2 separate regions of the Mus musculus genome follow, and region 2 is linked to region 1. A link is a loop called in an ENCODE intact Hi-C map of the cell type or tissue named here. Cell type or tissue: heart. All regions are shown on one strand. Each heading gives the region's core, and the rest is flanking DNA. Links, peaks and the distances in the headings are about the cores only.

Region 1 (9,030 bases), core at 735-8,734:
TCTGGGGGCCTTTACTTCCTTAAGTTCTGCAAGAGCACTTGGATCCAAGTTAGGTGACTCTGTGAAGGTGAGAGTATGATTATGAGAGATGATTACTGGAGAGGGAAAGGGTGATTTCCCATCCAGACATCCTTCAGTGCATTGAGACAAGACACTTAAAACTCTAAACCACTCACGTAGTTTACACAAAAGCTTTAATAACTCCCTGACACAGAACTTCTAAGCCAACGGACATCTGGGAAAGTGATGCTTGTATGAGAACAGGAATTGGGAGGTGAAAGAAAAGTTCTTTTTCAAATCAGAAATCATATAGCTTAGGCAGGGCCAGCTGTGGCTTATAAAAGGGAGCAACTTGCTGCTGTCTGGGAAAATGTGAGCCAGCCCAGGTGAACATCTCATCTGGTTCCCATCTGCCCTGGGCCGCTAACACACTCGCCCTATTGTAGCTCAAGATTAGACCCAGATTTCACAGGGCAGCTTGGAGACTTCATAGTGCTTGGGTCAAGAATGTGGGCCTGGGGCCAGAAGTCTGTCTGGACTGAAGTGTCAGCTTTGCCAGTCACAGTTTATATGGGCCTAAGGCCTCCTGGGTAAAACTGAGGTTTCAGTGAGAGACTTGATAGTACAGAGCCAGGTAAATGTGTCTTCTGAGATAGACTCTGCTGGTTATGTGAGTCTCAGTGCCTTTATCTTCTGCCAGCTGCGATACACTGCAGATTGCCTAATGGGAGACAGGTCTAGAGAATGGAAGTCAGGTATGAGTCAGAGGCTAAACTGGCACCTCATCTATCCATGCAGTGTCACCCAGTGGGGAATCTGTGAAGGTAGCTTGCTCACAGGGTCATCTGAAGACATCTGTCTTGCTGCAGGCTTCATCAGACAAGCATCCCATGTGATTTATGTGTAGGATTCCACTGCAGGTTAGACAGAAAAGCCAATCCAAAAATGACACATCTAATTGTGGGGAATCCCCAAATAGAGGATAATGTGAGATCCTATTTGGGCGGTTATTGATCAGCATCGCCTCTGGATCGTAACTATGTATATGTTCAGATATATTGATACAATCCATCAGATATCCTAAAATCTGTAATCTCTTACATTTCTAGATATTTTTAAAAGACATAAATTCAAATATTTTCCTGTCACATGGACACTCCCCTAAAATTCAGCCCTAAATATTATTGGCAAACTACATAACTAGTTCACAAAGTGTCTTTGTGCTTGTAAACTGTGTTTTAAAACCCTTGAAAACTAGCATTCAAATGATATGATTTTTTAAACCATTTAAGTATAGCCACCTACGCTGCTTCTCACCCACACATTTGGTGTCAAACAGTCCAACTTGCTTCAAACAGGGTGCTGTTGGGAGGCATCTGCTGTAAGCAAGGGCACAACGAGGGTTCTGCTGTGTGTATGTGCATGTCTGCGAAGGTGTGAAACATAGCTGCCATTGAAGGACAGTCAGTCATTGGCTGCTTCAGAAAGAGGAGGAAGGTCAGAAGGGAAGGACTGTACACTGCTTGGTGGGCATTAGAAATGTCATTGGTCTTTGTCATACACACTGACTCGGAGCCCAGGGAACATTTCACCAGAAATGTTTTAATTGTTTAGCTTCTCACAGCTCTCACATAGCAATCTGACAGATCCATGATTCTTTCCAGAAATGAACATGAAAAACAGCTCTCTCAAAAGACGACCACTGTTTTCATTGTGGGTGCACGGGCTTGCTGGTGCTGGGAGCTACAGCTTCACAGTGAAGTCCCAACTGTGGGGTTGTTCTGGTGGCTCAGGGGGTGCTGATGTGCCAGACACACACAAACACATTCTATACTAGGCAAGCTGTGTAGTGAGAGGTGAACATGGCAATGCCCAAGTACTGACACACCTGACCTGTTACAATGCCCAGAAATAAAGCTACTGAAAAAGAAAACCAGATTAAGCTGTGGCAAAATGTTACAACTCCTGTCTATTTTTGCAAAATAGTTGCCAAAATGACTAGAAGCACATTGTTTACACACAAGTGTTCATGCCTGTGTGTATGTGCATGCAAACTCAGAGGAAGGTACCAGGCTCCCTGGGACTAGAGTTATGGATGGCGGCAAGCTGCCATGCCACTCAGATGCTGAGGACGAAACTCAAATCCTCTGTAAGGCTCTTTTTAGCCACTAAGCCATCTCTCCAGACCCTATTCTTTGACGTTTTAAAGTCAACACGTAAAGGCACAGATTGACCTGAGTGAGGTTTCTAAGAAAAGGAAAAAGACTCCTGATATTACCTATGTCTGTCAAAAGGCAGAGGCAGAAACACTGACATAGAGCGTCAAAGAGAGAGCATCATTTGAGAGTGAATATAGAAAGTTCCGAAGTCAGCATCACTCTCAGGGGATGACAGTGACCAAGTCCGTGTCTTGTCCCCCTCCTCCTCTCTCATGCTTTGTGTTTCTGTTGTTGTTTAATCATTACAGTACATAAGATAAAACACCCTGACTTTGATTCTCAGAGGATCAAGTAGCGACCTGTTCACAGAATGTCTGCCATAGCCAACTCTTAAGGCTATTTCTGCTCCTTTCCTTGGGCCCAAAGCCCAATTTGTAGCTCATTTTAACCTGAAGTTTATCATGGATCAAGAAACAAACATTTGCTCTCACTAAAAAAAAACAAAAGAAAACAAAACAAAAAAAAAAACCAGGTATCACAAATCTATTTTGTGGGAACTCATTGTAAACATATATAATCAGTTTTAAAAAATAAATCACAAAATGTCACAAATGCTTTCATACTTTCAATTTCAATATATAAAAAGTACAAAAATTATAATATTTTAATCTGTCTGCATATAAAATCTTATCAAAACATTAAATATAAGCCTAAGAAATGTTTCTTTTTAATCACAGTTATTAAAACAAAACAACAACAAAACTTGGGGCACCAACACCATGAGACCAAGGCTAGAGCGAGACAGCCCTGAACCTGCACATGAAGAAGTGTCTTATGCCTGAGTCCCAGATGCACCAGGGGCTGCCAAGGCTGCTAACGACACTTTTGCTCTAACTCTCAAACCTAAATTCCACCATCAATAGCATTTCCAAACATGAGTTCTAAAGATTGTTAGTCTCATGAAAAATGGTTTGTGGTTAGTAACTTAGAAGCCCTGTGCATGTCTGCTTTTTAGGAGACCCACAATGACTTTGTAACATGAAAGACCGAGGAGCTTGCAGAATATATGACTCTGAGTTAACCACAGCCAGCATCAGAATTCTTTCAGCAGCACTTCGTACTATCACGTGAATAGCACCTTAGAAAGCACTGATACTGGTGAACTGGTATGGGGGAGGGGAAGGACGGAGGGCAATAATGCAGCCTTTTGAGCCAGCTCCTGGGCATCCAGAAGGGAGTTAGTGCCTGGTGAAGGGAAGGTCTCAGGTTCTGTTTACTGGTCCTAAAGAACAGGTTTGCACTGTTTCCATGAAGGTCTTCATTCAGGGCATGTGGCAATGACACTTTCAGCCTTCACACCACCACAGTAAAGCTCTCTTGCACAAATGAAAACGAGTTTTTCCTTATTTGCATGGCTTATTTTTCTCTGAGGTGCATGGGTCCCACCCAGCTGGAGTAGGATCTTTGCCTTTTATTTGCATTCCTGTTCAGAATGAAGTCAACTTGCAGGTAGACTGTCAGTCTGCAGGCTAAAGAGCTGTTCCTCCAGGAAGGCACCCCCAAGGCCATACTGCTTTTCATGTGTGCTGACTTCCTCTGGTGACAGGTGGCTGGCTCCAAGAACAAACTCTGCAAACCTTAGAAAATTTTGTTTTAAATAGTTAATTTTTGATTGGATGGAACACAGGGCCCCCAATGGAAAGTACCCAAGGAGCTAAAGGGGTCTGCAACCCTATAGGTGGAACAACAATATGAACTAACCAGTACCCCCAGAGCTCGTGTCTCTAGCTGCATATGTATCAGAAGATGGCCTAATAGGCCATCATTGGGAAGAAAGGCCCCTTGGTCTTGCAAACTTTATATGCCTCAGTACGGGGAAACGCCAGGGCCAAGAAGTGGGAGTTGGTGGCGGGGGAGGGTCTGGGGGACTTTTGGGATAGCATTTGAAATGTAAATGAGGAAAATACCTAATTAAAAAAATAGTTAATTTTGTCATGGAGGTTTATCCGAAAGATGATGTGTGCCTCCCCACTTATCCCCTTTAATTAAATTTGAATTTGTGTCAGCTGAGGATAGCATGTAAACCTAAACAGAGGACAGCATATGTGATTTCATGTGGGCAGGATTATTCATCCACAAGCAGGTGTACCAAGTCATTCCTTCAACTTCCTCTGTTCCTTCTGAGTGTAGTGCATTGTTCAGATTTCACTGTCAATGCCTCGCTCAGATCTGCATGGCATCTAAGACCTCAGCAGCTCTCCCGGCAGGCCAGAGCACCCAGGAAGTAGAACTCCCACAATTCTGGTGTAAGGTGTAACCAAGAGGAATGGTTGCTTCTAAGCAGAAACGTATGCTGCAGATACTACGTGATTTTCAAATCACTTCAAATGTGTGCTGTGGCCAGGGCAGGACTTACTTTTTAGGAGCCTGGAGTCTGGAGACAGCCAGCCAGGAAGGGAAGTCAGGCCTGCAGCAGGCTTGGCGCAGTTCCTCGAGAGCCCTGGCTGTTGCAGCTTCAGCTTGCTCCCTGTACTCGTCATCAGTGAGATACCTCGCCACCTGAGGTTCTGCTGTGAACCACGGCCTCATTTTCCTAAAACACATGACACGTGGTTGACAGATTCCTGCCCAAATCAATCCTTGTAATACTCAAAAATATGCATTTTACACGCCAACAGTCATACCTGGGAGCTCCTTGTATGGCAGACTGCACTTTGCACAGCCCTGCCATGACAGAGGGGTAAGGAATGAGTCTACTGTGCTTGCCTCTTCTCTCCCTGCCATAGCAATGGCCTAAGGCCTTGGAGAATCAATTTCTGGTTGAGATGTTGATTAAACTTTTTTCATTGATTTCTAATCAAACAATTAGACAAAATGTCTGGCTTCCTACTTTGTCTGCTGTTTTTTTTTTTTTTTTTTCTTTTTTTGGCAAGCTTTCAATGTGTCCTTTCATTAAGACCAACAGGGAGGAACACCACTTACTACACTACGAAGAAGCTGGAATTGTGGGGTATCACCCCCACCTAGTGGTGGTGCCTCTGATTAACCCGACACAGAAAGGAGATGCTGCACAAGATCCATCAAGGAAAGGAACTTGAATTAGTTCTTCTTTGGCTACATACACACCAAGAACCCAGAGGCTGGATGTTGTCTTCCAGTCAGGAAAGGGATAAATATCATAAAACTATAGCAATCTGCACGTTAGGAACTCAAGATGATAACAGAGACATATGGCACCTGAACGAACGAACTGGTTTGAAAACCAAGTGACGTTGTTTTTTTTTTTTTTTCTCCTCTTCTGAACAACTAGCCAGGTTTCCTATAGGAAAAACCCAGGCTCTGACCCAGAACACTGGAGCACAACCCAATTTGAAGGTGACCTCACTGTCTGAACTTGGCCAATCTCTTCCTGGTTCCACTTCACTGTGTCACATGGTAAGGACAGCAGAATGCTTGCCTCATCAGCCACTGAAGAGATGAGGTGGGATATTTACACAAACTGCTCAGTCATCATCAAAAAAAACAGCTATTATATATTAACATAAACACAAAGAGCACTTTGCAAACTAGAAAGTGTGATAAAAAGTAAACACATTTTTTGCCTGGTTTATTATTTAACCTGTAGACTTCTTTCTACTTTAGTCCCTACTGTCTCAGATAATTATTCTCTACCAATGGGTAAAGTAGACAGCATAGCAGTACATATGTATTGCTATAGAATGCCCCTCAGACACATAATGGAGCCATCATGCAAATGAGAACACACTTGCTATTGGCAAGACAGTAGCTAAGGGAAGGAGATAGGAACTCTGTGTTCCTTGGGCCACAAGCCCGGCAGGCTGTGCAGTGGCCGGCCACCTCCTAGTGGAGGGGCCTCTTCTCAGATGGGGCCAGGAGAAAAGCCCTTTGGTCTCAAGGCATCCCACTTACACTGCTGCCTTTTATCCTATGACTACCTTGTACTGTTTCTAATGTTTTACCCAAGTGATGCTATCACACACAGGGCCACTAGATCCAGAAACTACCTGACACTATGGAGTCTGCTTCCTCACAGCCAATGATCAAGCATCTATTAACTCCCTTTACCAGCCTTAACCTCACTTTCCTACTCCAAGTCTCTCTCTGTGTCTGCCTGGACCACAGCAATGTCTAAGAATACCTTCTACTACAGGACTTCCCTGTTGACCCTATGCCAGAAAGCAGATGGGTCTACCCCACCAGCCAACAATTACTCATCTCTAGTTTAGTTTTTCCTGGGTGAAGTTTCTACTTTTCATTAGATTAACTGCCAGCATTTTCAGTGAAAGAATTACATCTAAGTACTAGTCTACATTTACAGTTTCCTTTGAATATCAGATCTGAAAGCAGAATCCACATTTTAGCAACAATCAACTCCTGCTTGTTTTAAATGCTGCCTTTGTGATGGGGGTGCAGTGCAGAGTTTCCCATAGTCCTGTTGGCCACCCACTGCCTTGCTCCTGCCTGGGCCCAAACTTTTGGACTTATACCTTCTGTCTAGACAGGAGGCAGTGAACGAATGGAAATGCGCACAGCTGAGCCCCACACCAAGCCCCACACACAGAACCAGGCTGGACTCCTCAGTGAGCCCATCCAGTATGGCCAGGGCACACCTCACTCAGTGTACTGACAGCACTGTTGCCTGGTGATGGCTTTATAGGGGGCCTTTTCTCTGTCAGGAATGCATTCCACATCTGTTCAAGGGCCACCCTGGGTCATTACTTAAGATTCAACCCAATGATATCTCTTGCAGGAAGTCCTTCCTGGATTAACACTTTAGTTCCGGGGGAAGCTGTTTTCATACTTAAAGGATACATAGTGTTAGGGCTAGAAAGAAGATTCAGTGGCTAAGAATGACAAGTGCTCTCCAGAGGACTGCAGTATGGTTCCCAGCACCCACACCAGGTGCTCACGACTGCACGTAACTGCAGCAACACAGGACCTTCTGGCCATTCTGAGTACCCACAAACATATGGCAGACACACACAAACACATACACACATATACACACTTTTTTTTTAAAGGCAGTTGATATATAATTGCATGCCCACATCTCTACAATATACATCCTCAAGAGCAGGACCATCTCCATCTGTGTGCCTGACACAGATGCAGGCTAAGGAAACACGTAACAATACTGTGTCAGCAGAGGTGACCTTATCTTTCTTTCTGTATTTTCACGAGGCTAAATTTAAAATGTAAAACAAAGTGAGCCCTTAATAAAAATGAACTGAGTAACTCCTTCCAATCATCCAGGACATTTCCCCCTAATTCCTCTCTTGTAAGCACAATTAATATCACCATGTCGACATTGGCTCTAATGAAAAGAAGTGTATGATAAAGGTAGAAACGTTATACAACCCAGAGCCCAAGCAACTTCTTCACTGATTCTAGCGAGCTCTAACCTCAGAGTAATTTGTGGTATAACTCAAAGAAGATGGAGCAAACACTTAGAGCTCTTGTTCCTCTAAGAAAAGTGAAACCTCCAGATTAAACATAATTACGTGGCTGGGCAGTCGTGGCACACACCTTTGATCCCAGTGCTCAGGAGGCAGAGGCAGGTATGGATCTCTGAGTCTGAGGCTAGCCTGGTCTACAGAGTGATTTGCAGAATAGCCAAGGCTACACAGAGAAATCATGTCTTGAAAAACCAAACCTAACCAAAACAAAACAAACAAAAAAACAACAAGGACAAAAAAAAAATCCCACAAATTAAAAACAAACAAACAAAAACCCCATAACTACTTGTAAGATGTAACCAAAAGTATCTCTTAAAACAATAAACTAACCCAGAACTCAAAATATCAGATTTGGTAGCCATAGAAAAAGGATACCCACCACCTGAGATAGCTGAATGCTCTCAGGAGATAGTGCAGACTCCAGGAGAACAAGAGGACGATCAGAACAGCATAGGCAAACTGAGGAGCGGCCACACCAGTGTAGACCAGAGCCAGGGAGAAGAGCCTCAGGGTCCACATGAGAAGGTCTCTGCTCCCCTCATCAGCAAGAGGCCCGTGACTGTAACAGGCAGCAAAGCTACAAAGTCCAACAACCACCACATAGCCTAGAAACACAGAAGAAGGGCAAGCATTTAAACCTGAGCTGGAAAACTGAGGTGGAAAACCTGACAGAGCCCTGGCTGAACAGTAACATCTACCAGTTAACTTTGATTTCAAAAATTAAGAAAACGAACAAAATGTTTCCTTTTTTCAATAAGGTTTGAAAAGCGTATCTACAGCTCATTAGTCCTGGATTTGAGTGCGAGCACAGGTCGGCTTTTAAAGATATATCATTATTGTTATCTGTCTGAGTGTGTACATCAGCAAGCGGTAAAGTCAGGAGAACATCAGATACCCTAGAACTGGCTCACAGGCAGTTGTTGTAAGCTAACCAGTCCAGGTGCTAGAAGCTAAACTCGAGGCCTCTGGAAGAGCAGCAAGCGCCCTAAGCCACTGAGCCATCTCTCCAGCCCGACAGGCTAGCTTCTGTAATAATTTAAGAAATATGCTGATTATTATGATAATAATAGTCATATCTGTTTTTAAGTCCAGTGTCCTGGGTGGACAAGTGGTTTCATGGTTGCTTTGGTTAAAAGTAAGCCAGTGGATATCATAGTTTGCTTACAAACCCTAGATTTAATTTTTAAGTTCTAGTCACTAAAGGAGAATGTAGTTTTACAGAGGACCAATCAGGGAGCTAGCCATGCCCAGTCCATCATTACATCTGATACATTGTTTCCAGATGGGAAGTATACAGCATTTCTAATGATTTTCACTGTAAGTGCTTAATTTGTTTCTAAGCAAATCTAGGATTCAATTTCTCATTTACAGTAGATACTAAGGAGGAATAAGTT
Region 2 (9,030 bases), core at 450-8,449, 700 kb before region 1:
TTCTTGAATTCTTAGTATATATTGAATATTTTCCCTCTATCAGATGTAGGGTTAGTAAAGATCTTTTCCCAATTTGCTGGTTGCTGTGTTGTCCTATTGATGATGTCCTTTGCCTTACAGAAGCTTTGTAATTGTATGGCATCCCATTTGTCAGTTCTTGATCTTGGTGCATAAACTATCAGTATTCTGTTCAGGAAAATTTTCCTTGTGCCCATGTGCGGGAGGCTCTTCCCAACTTTCTTTTCTATCAGTTTCAGAGTATCTGGTTTTATATGGAGGTCCTTGATTCACTTGGACTTGAGCTTTGTACAAAGAGATAAGAATGGTTCAGTTTGCATTCTTATGCATGCTATCCTCCAGTTGAACCAGCGCCATTTGTTGAAAATGCTGTCTTTTTTCCACTATATGATTTTAGTTCTTTTGTCAAAGATCAAGTGATCATAGGTGTATGGGTTCATTTCTGGGTCTCCAATTCTATTCCATTGATCTACCTGCCTGTCACTGTACCAGTACCATGCAGGTTTGTTTTTGTTTCGTGTTTTTTTTGGTTTGTTTGTTTGTTTGTTTGTTTGTTTTTTAATCACGATTGCTTTGTAGTATAGTTTGAGGTCAGGGATGCTTATTCCCTCAGAAGTTCTTTTATTGTTGAGAATAGTCTTTGATATCCTGGGGTTTTTCTTATTCCAGATGAATTTGAGAATTGCTCTTTCTAACTCTATGAAGAATTGAGTTGGAGTTTTGATGGGGATTGCATTGAATCTGTAGATTGCTTTCAGATGGCCATTTTTACTATATTAATCCTGCCAATCCATGAGCATGGGAAATCTTTCCATCTTCTGAGGTCTTCTTCTATTTCTTTCTTCAGAGACTTGAAGTTTTTTGTCATACAGATCACTTGTTTGGTTAGAGTCACACCAAGATATTTTATACTATTTGTGACTATTGTGAAGTGTGTCACTTCCCTAATTTCTTTCTCAGCCTGTTTATCCTTTGAGTATAGGAAGGCTACTGATTTGTTTTAGTTAACATTATATCCAGCCACTTTGCTGAAGTTATTTATGAGCTGCAGGAGTTTCCTGGTGGAATTTTTGGGGGTCACTTAAGTATACAATCATATCATCTGCAAATCGTGATAATTTGACCTCTTCCTTCCCAATTTGTATCCCTTTGACCTCCTTTTGTTGTCTAATTTCTCTAGCTATAACTTCAAGTACTATATTGGATATAAAGAGAGTGGGCAACATTTTCTAGTCCCTGATTTTAGTGGGATTGCTTCAAGTTTCTCTCCATTTAGATGTTAGCTACTGGTTTGAAGTATATTGCTTTTATGTTTAGGTATGGGCCTTGAATTCCTGATATTTCCAAGATTTTTAACACAAAAAAGTGTTGAACTTTGTCAAATCTTTTTGCAGCATCTAATAAAATGATCATGTGCTTTTTTCTTTGAGTTTGTTTATGTAATAGATAAAATTGATGGATTTCTGTATAATGAACCATCCCTGCATCCCTGGGATGAAGCCTCCTTGACCATGGTGAATGAAGGCTGTGATGTGTTCTTGGATTCAGTTGGCAAGAATTTTATTGAGTATTTTTGCATCGATATTCATCAAGGAAAATTTCTTTGTTGGGTCTTTGTGTGGTTTTAGTATCAGCATTATTGTGGCTTGATAAAGAATGAATTAGATCTTGTTCCTTCTGTTTCTATTTTGTGGAATAGTTTGAAGAGTATTTGTATTAGATCTTCTTTGAAGATTGGATAGAATTCTGCACTAAATCCATCTGGTCCTGGGCTTTTTTTTGGGGGGGGGGGTTGGAAGACTTTTAATAACTGCTTCAATTGCTTTAGAAGTTATGGGACTGTTTAGATGGTTTATCTGATCCTGATTTAACTTTGGTGTTTGCTATCTGTCTAGAAAATTGTCCATTTCATCCAGATTTTTCAGTTTTGTTGAGTATAGGCTTTTGTAGTAGGATCTGATGATTTTTTTTAATTTGCACAGTTTCTGTTGTTACATCTTCTTTTTCATTTCTGATTTTGTTTATTTGGATATTGTTTCTGTGTCCTCTGGTTAGTCTATCTAAGGGTTTATCTATCTTGCTGATTCTCTCAAAGAACCAGATCCTCGTTTTGTTGATACTTTGTATAGTTCTTTTTGTTTCTGCTTGGTTGATTTCAGCCCTGAGTTTGAGAAGGTACCATGAGGTGCTGAGAAGAAGGTTTATTCTTTTGATTTAGGATTAAATGTTCTATTGATATCTGTTAAATCCATTTGGTCCATAACTTCTGTTTGTTTCACTGGGTCTCTGTTTAGTTTGTGTTTACCTGATCTGTCCATTGATGAGAGTGTGTGTTAAAGTCCCCCACAATTATTGTGTGAGGTGCAATGTGTGCTTTTAACTTAGTAAAGCTTCTTTTATGAACGCGGGTGCCCTTGCATTTGGAGCATAAATGTTCAGAATTAAGGGTTCTTCTTAGTAGATATTTCCTTTGATGAGTATGAAGTGTCCTTCCTTATCTTTTTTGATGACTTTTGGTTGAAAGTCAATTTTATCCTATATTAGAATGTCTACTCCAATTTGTTTCTTGGGACCATTTGATTGGAAAATTATTCTCAGCCCTTTATTCTGACATAGTGTTTGTCTTTGACACTGAGGTGTGTTTCCTATATGCAGCAAAATGTTGGGCCCAGTTTACATATCCAGTCTGTTAGTCTATGTCTTTTTATTGGGGGGATTGAGTCCATTGATGTTAAGAGAAATTAAGGAATAGTGATTGCTGCTTCCTATTATTTTTTATGTTATTTTTATGTTTGTGTGGTTATCTTCTTTTGGGTGTGTTGAAAGGAGATTACTTTCTTGCTTTTTCTAGGGTGCAGTTTCCCTCCTTGTGTGGGTGTTTTCCATCTATTATCCTTTATAGAGCTAGATTTGTGGAAAGACACTGTGTACATTTTGTTTTGCCATGGAATATCTTTGTTTCTCCATCTATGGTAATTGAGGGTGTTGCTGTAATAGTAGTCAGGGCTGCTATTTGTGGTCTCTTAGGGTCTGTATGACATCTGCCCAGGATCTTCCAGCTTTCATAGTCTCTGCTGAGAAGTCTGGTGTAATTCTGATAGGTATGACTTTGCATGTTACTTCACCCTTTTTCCTTACTGCTTTTAATATTCTTTTGTTTGTTTGTTTGTTTAGTGCATTTGGTATTTTGATTATTATGTGATGGGAGGAATTTCTTTTCTGGTCCAATTTATTTGGAGTTCTGTAGGCTTCTTGTATGTTCATGGGCATCAAATTCTTTAGGTTAGGAAAGTTTTCTTGTTTAATTTTGTTGAGGATATTTACTGACCATTTAAGTTGGGAATCTTCACTCTCTTCTATACCTGTTATCCTTAGATTTGGTCTTGTCATTGTGTCCTGGATTTCCTGGATATTTTGGGTTAGGAGCTTTTTGCAATTTGCATTTTCCTTGACTGTTGTTTCAATGTTTTCTATGGTATCCTCTGCACCTGAGATCTGCATCTGGTATGTCTTAAGACAGAGACAGTGAACTCATCATATACATAAAATAAGTAAATCTGAAGAAGAAGAGGAGGAGGGGAGGGGAGGAGGAGGAGGAGAAGGAGGAGGAGGAGGGGGAGGAGGGAAGGGACGAGAAGAAGAGGAAGAGAAGGAGGAGGAGGAAGAGGAAGGGGAGGGGAGAGGAGGGGGAAGGGGATGAGAAGAAAAAGAAGAAGAGGAAGAAGGAGGGGGAGGAGGAGGAAGGGGGAGGGGGAGGAGGAGAAGAAAACCAAATTTAAGAGTATTAAATTATAGTGATTTATTTTTACATAGGATCCACTAGGGGGCGATACAGACCATTCATAGATTCTGCAGCCAAGCCACACCTACATTTAGCAGAAAACCATTTTGCAGTGGAGCACAACTCTTAATTCGACTTTTCACAACCCACCCCGCGCGCGCTTGCCACTGCGCAGGCGTGAGTGTGCGCACTCCATTGGTCGGGGTGCCGGAAGGGGCGGATTCCTGAGTGGAACCCAGGCTTCCTGCCGGGGCTGCTGGCTGCCGTTCCTTCCTCAGTCGCGGTTCTTGGCGTGCGGCGCGGCTAGGCGATGCCCAGCAGTGGGGTGCACGCCGATGGCCGCGCCGCGCCGGGGCCCCCACACACATCGACTGCGCACGCCGAGTCCCTTAGCAGCAAGGTGCCGTGGGACGCCGGGGAAGGGTGGTGGGCGGCGGGCCCCGCTGTGCCCTGTAGCCTCCGCCGTGCATTCTCAGCACCAGCAGCTGATTCCCCTCCATCCTGCAGGTTTGCGACGATGGAGGCGTGTCCCCTGAAAAAAAGTGACACACAGATGTGTTGCTCAGTCACACACAGATCTGTTGCTCTGTGGCTGTGCTTCATCCAGTTAGCCACGCACCCGCCTGGGTGCCATCCATGACGTCCATCATAAAAGTTTAGAAGTCTGTACCTGTTCTTCCAGACTCAGGCAAAAGCTTCTTAGCCGATTTTCTCAGCTGCCTGTTACCTTAAAATATATTCTCAACTTTAAGTGATCCTAAAAACATCTGTTTGGTCATCTCTTTATTATTCAACAAGAGAAAGGAGCACCCTATCAAATTAATTTTTTTCTATACCTTTAGGATAGGATTTCATAAATAACTCAGGCCAGCCTCAGATATTATTGCTTAGGCATTACTTGAATAATTCTCTTGCCTAATAGCCAGGATTTCAGGGAGGCAACCCCATACCGGAACTAGTCCTAACTTCCAGTTACAGACGAAAATCTTTAAACGTGTAGAGTGGAAGGGTGTGGGTATAGTCTTTTCAGATATTAAACATTCCTAAATTCTGTATTTTTTCTGTCCTATATGATATCTTCAGTACATTGCCTAATTCCCGCTGTACCACAGTGTACTGTGGTGTCACCTAAAGTGACACCTGTCATTCCTGTAATGAGCATAAAAACACTGTACAAGCAGACTTGAATCTCAAGGAAAGCGTACTCAATATGGCTTTGTAGGTTATTAGTACAGCTCTCAGGACTTAATAGACTATTTGCCTAGCTTAACGATACCAGCAATATGCAGTCCTTAATACTTGAAATAGAATGATACAGTGGTGGAAAATCATGTTGGATCAGTGCAGGTAGGGCATTCAGTACCATAGTACCATTTCATTTGTTTTATCCGAATGTCTGGCTGTCATCTAGTGCATACATCATAAAACCATTGGTTGTTGGTAAAGAGGAGAACCCACATTCATTTTATTTCTCTCTTTTTGTCTACAGCAAGACCTTATAAAACTAAAAGATTGGGTTTTTGTTGTTTTCGGGAGAGGTTTTGTTTGTTTTTGGTTCTTTTGTTTGGTTGTTTTTTGTTTTTTTCAAGACAGGGTTTCTCTGTGTAGCTCTGGCTGTCACAGAACTCAGTCTGTAGACCAGGCTGGCCTCGAACTCAGAAATCTGCCTGCCTCTGCCTCTCAAGTGCTGAGATTAAAGGCGTGCGCCACCACTGCCTGGCTTAAAAGATTGGTATTAATTTGGGTAGGCAGTGGCTCACCCTGGTTAAAGATGTGAGCTGTGGTAACTGACCCCTGGCAAGCCTATGCTTCTCCTTCTCAAGCTGTCTTCTACTGATTCCAGACTGAGTGCTGTTGATTTGTTCAGTGTCCATTTAGACAGGCAGTCCATTATAGCCCCCAACCCCATCTTTAGTTTTAAAGCAGTGACTTAAAATGTTCTCGCTAAACATACTTTGAAATCTTCCACTTTAGATTTTTTTCTTTACTTTAATAGATTAAAGAACAGAAAATTATTGTGGATGAACTTTCTAATCTAAAGAAGAATCGGGTGAGTTGCTGTGGAAATCTGAATAGTATATTAAAATTATGATTTCGATTATTTATGCTAACATTACAAAATTCAAAGATCATAATTTAAAAGCTAACGTGGTATCCTAGTTTGTTTTTGCATGTTTTAAATTTGTTTTTCCTGTATATGTCAATAGATCTCAAAGATAAAAAAATATTTATTATATTTTAACAAAAAAGAATGAAGTTTTTCACAGAAAACTTTACTATTCTAAATACTTAACCCATTTAATGCCTTTTTTATGAATATGTTCAGAAATCAGCTGCGATTATGTAATGACTGACATTCTTGACATTTCTGATATTGTCATTTGGGATATATTAGATGCTAAGGCAAATTAATACAAATTTTTGGAGATCAAACTGTCAAAATGTGTAAATGCTGTTTGACACTTCTGAGTAACTGGTGTGTAAGCAGTTGTGAGGGTGCATGTGTGTTTACACGTAGAGGCGCTCATCAGCACCTGTAGTGACGATACAGTAAGTGTCTGAAGCTTGAGGCCAGCAAAGAACTATAGTGTTGTACCCATATGGTCAGAAAAGGTCTCCATGTATTATTCATTTATGAAGTAAATTATAAATCTGTGGCTATGATAGCTTTTGTTACTGAAAGTGTGTGGTATGATGATGCATGCTAAGTAAACAACCAGTTCTGGGTGGCGTAGTATTCAGTGGCTTTGTTTCTCTGTGGTAATTACTGTTCTGAATATTCCTGAAGTTCAAGAATAAATGATAACAGGATCCTGTTCAGCATCAGTGTGCATGTCATACCCTGATCTTGTCAATTTCGTTTGCAGAGAGTATACAAGCAGCAACAGAACAGCAACATATTCTTTCTTGAAGATCGAACAAAAATCTTTTCTGAAAGCAAAAGTGAGTGGTGGTCGTCTTGGTTTTTGTTTTCAGAGTTATATATGGAATGCTACAGAAAACCTTTTGTAAGCTTTTTGTGGGGATTCATAATGGTGCCTCAGTTAAGCCCTATCTGAATAAATGTGTGTGTTGATTTAGTACAGTGGTCTGTTTTCCAGTTAGACTTCCAAAGATATGTACAGTGGGTTGTTTATTGGTTTTTGGTTTTTGGGGGGGTTTTTTGGTTTTGGTTTTGGTTTTGGTTTTTTGGGGAGAGGGGGTGGCAGGGGGAGTCCTTTAAGACAGAGTTTCTCTGTGTAGCCTTGGCTGTCCTGAAACTTAGTGTATGGATCAGGTTGGTCTTGAACTCAGAGATCTGCCTGCCTCTGCCTCTCAAGTGCTGAGATTAAAGGCATGCGCTGCACCACAACCACCTTGCAGATGTTCTACAGTTTTAAAAAGACTCTTCCGGTAGGGCTCGGGCTGGGATTTGGATTGGCTTGATCTTGGGCAGGCAGCCATAGCTGCAGAGAGTTCATGTTCATAACAACCCCATCATGTCTGGAAGACACTGTCTTATAGTCGTCCTCCCAGTCTCTTGTTGTCATGATGGTCTTCCTGTCTCGTCTTTTATCCATGAGCTTTGGGTGTGATACAGATGTCCAGTTTAGAGTTGAGCACTCCACAGTCACTGATGGTTCGAGCTGCACCAGTTGTGGTTCTCTGTACTAACTGCCATTCAATGCCATTGTTGCTAGTGGCACAAGCCCCCTCCCCAGTAGGAGGAGATATGGATCGAGAAATAGATAGTGGCTGTGATCAAAATATATCAAGTATGAAATTCTCAAGGAATAAAAAATTTTAACTTTAAGACGTATCCGCTTTAGTTATTAAGTAAAGTAGTCATGTATATTTTAAGAGCTTAACAGAAATATGAAAAATCATTATACAGTGACTTTCAGGGATAATACTTTGAACATCTAAGGCAGCAGTTCTCAATCTGTGGGTCAGTACCCTCTTAGGGGTCACATATCAGATATCCTGCATGTCAGATATTTATATTACAATTCATAACAGTAGTAAAATTGCAGTTATGAAGTAGCAATGAAATAATTTTTTGGTTGGGGTCACCACAACAAGAGGAACTGTATTAAAGGGTCGTAGCATTAGGAAGGTTGAGAACTACTGCTCTAATGTCTTGAAGTATTTAAAAATTATATATCTAAGGTGTTTAGCCAAGTGATTGGACAAAGTATGTATTCAGTGGAAAGAAAATATTACCAAAATATCAGCATTGTTTGTCACTAAAGCATTGTGAATTATTGCTGGCATTTGCACAGTGAATCTCATATGGTTTATTCTTGAGAAGTAGCCTGTTTTGTCCATGAAATAGTAGGTAAATATTTTTGAACTTTCACTTCAATATTTTTTCTCACTTCCTCCTAACAGATACATTAGACGAACTAAAAAAAGAATACCAAGCATTAGAAACCTCCGAGACAACCAAAGTCAAGACACAGTCAACCTGACTTCACATAACCATGTGTGGCATTTGCTGTTCTGTAAGCTTCTCTATTGAACACTTCAGTAAAGAGTTAAAAGAGGATTTGCTGCATAATCTTAGACGGCGGGGCCCCAACAGCAGCAGGCAGTTGTTAAAATCTGCTGTTAACTATCAGTGTTTATTTTCTGGTCATGTTCTTCATTTAAGAGGTGTTTTGACTATCCAACCTGTAGAAGATGAACATGGCAATGTGTTCTTATGGAATGGAGAAGTTTTTAATGGAGTAAAGGTTGAAGCAGAAGATAATGACACCCAGGTTATGTTCAATAGCCTTTCTGCCTGTAAGAATGAGTCTGAAATTTTGCTGCTCTTCTCTAAAGTGCAAGGTCCATGGTCGTTTATCTATTATCAGGCCTCTAGCCATCACTTATGGTTTGGTAGGGACTTTTTTGGTCGGCGTAGCTTGCTTTGGCAGTTTAGTAATCTGGGCAAGAGTTTCTGCCTTTCGTCAGTTGGTACCCAGGTATATGGAGTTGCAGACCAGTGGCAAGAAGTTCCAGCATCTGGAATTTTCCAGATTGATCTCAATTCTGCTGCTGTTTCCAGATCTGTGATCTTAAAATTATATCCTTGGAGATACATTTCTAAGGAGGATATTGCCGAAGAATGTGGTAATGACCTGACTCAGACTCCAGCAGGATTGCCAGAGTTTGTATCAGTGGTAATAAATGAAGCCAACCTGTACCTCTCAAAACCTGTCGTTCCCTTAAATAAGAAGCTGCCTGAGAGTCCATTGGAAATCCAA

What was found. Hi-C counts contacts between places; a loop is a spot of excess contacts. Peaks named below come from ENCODE experiments on the same cell type or tissue, not always from the same donor. Only the 100,000 strongest peaks of a DNase experiment are listed, where the experiment ranks them.
Region 2: it touches region 1 in a loop (4-fold over the local background); 3 of 42 quality-filtered maps call a loop at or near these places.

What each region holds. Positions count from the first base shown.
Region 1 is chr1:52,644,472-52,653,501 of GRCm38, reverse strand. It overlaps Nemp2 (nuclear envelope integral membrane protein 2), which reads right to left. Exons shown (of 9, transcript NM_001142647.1): 7 at 8,016-8,241; 8 at 4,576-4,752; 9 at 1,583-3,796. The coding sequence ends at 3,658. Among named protein-coding and RNA genes, the nearest start is that of Nemp2, 18 kb to the right of the region's middle. In heart, for the core only: a CTCF peak has its summit at 5,200 (motif pointing left); a DNase peak (open chromatin) is centred at 5,191; H3K27ac peaks cover 232 bases.
Region 2 is chr1:53,347,699-53,356,728 of GRCm38, reverse strand. It overlaps Asnsd1 (asparagine synthetase domain containing 1), which reads left to right and starts at 3,977. Exons shown (of 6, transcript NM_133728.3): 1 at 3,977-4,199; 2 at 5,796-5,849; 3 at 6,667-6,742; 4 at 8,171-9,030. The coding sequence starts at 8,263. Asdurf (ASNSD1 upstream reading frame) reads left to right here and starts at 3,977. Exons shown (of 4, transcript NM_001353501.1): 1 at 3,977-4,199; 2 at 5,796-5,849; 3 at 6,667-6,742; 4 at 8,171-8,400. The coding sequence starts at 4,110. The coding sequence ends at 8,250. In heart, for the core only: a CTCF peak has its summit at 3,859 (motif pointing right); a DNase peak (open chromatin) is centred at 3,988; H3K4me3 peaks cover 1,720 bases; H3K27ac peaks cover 1,438 bases.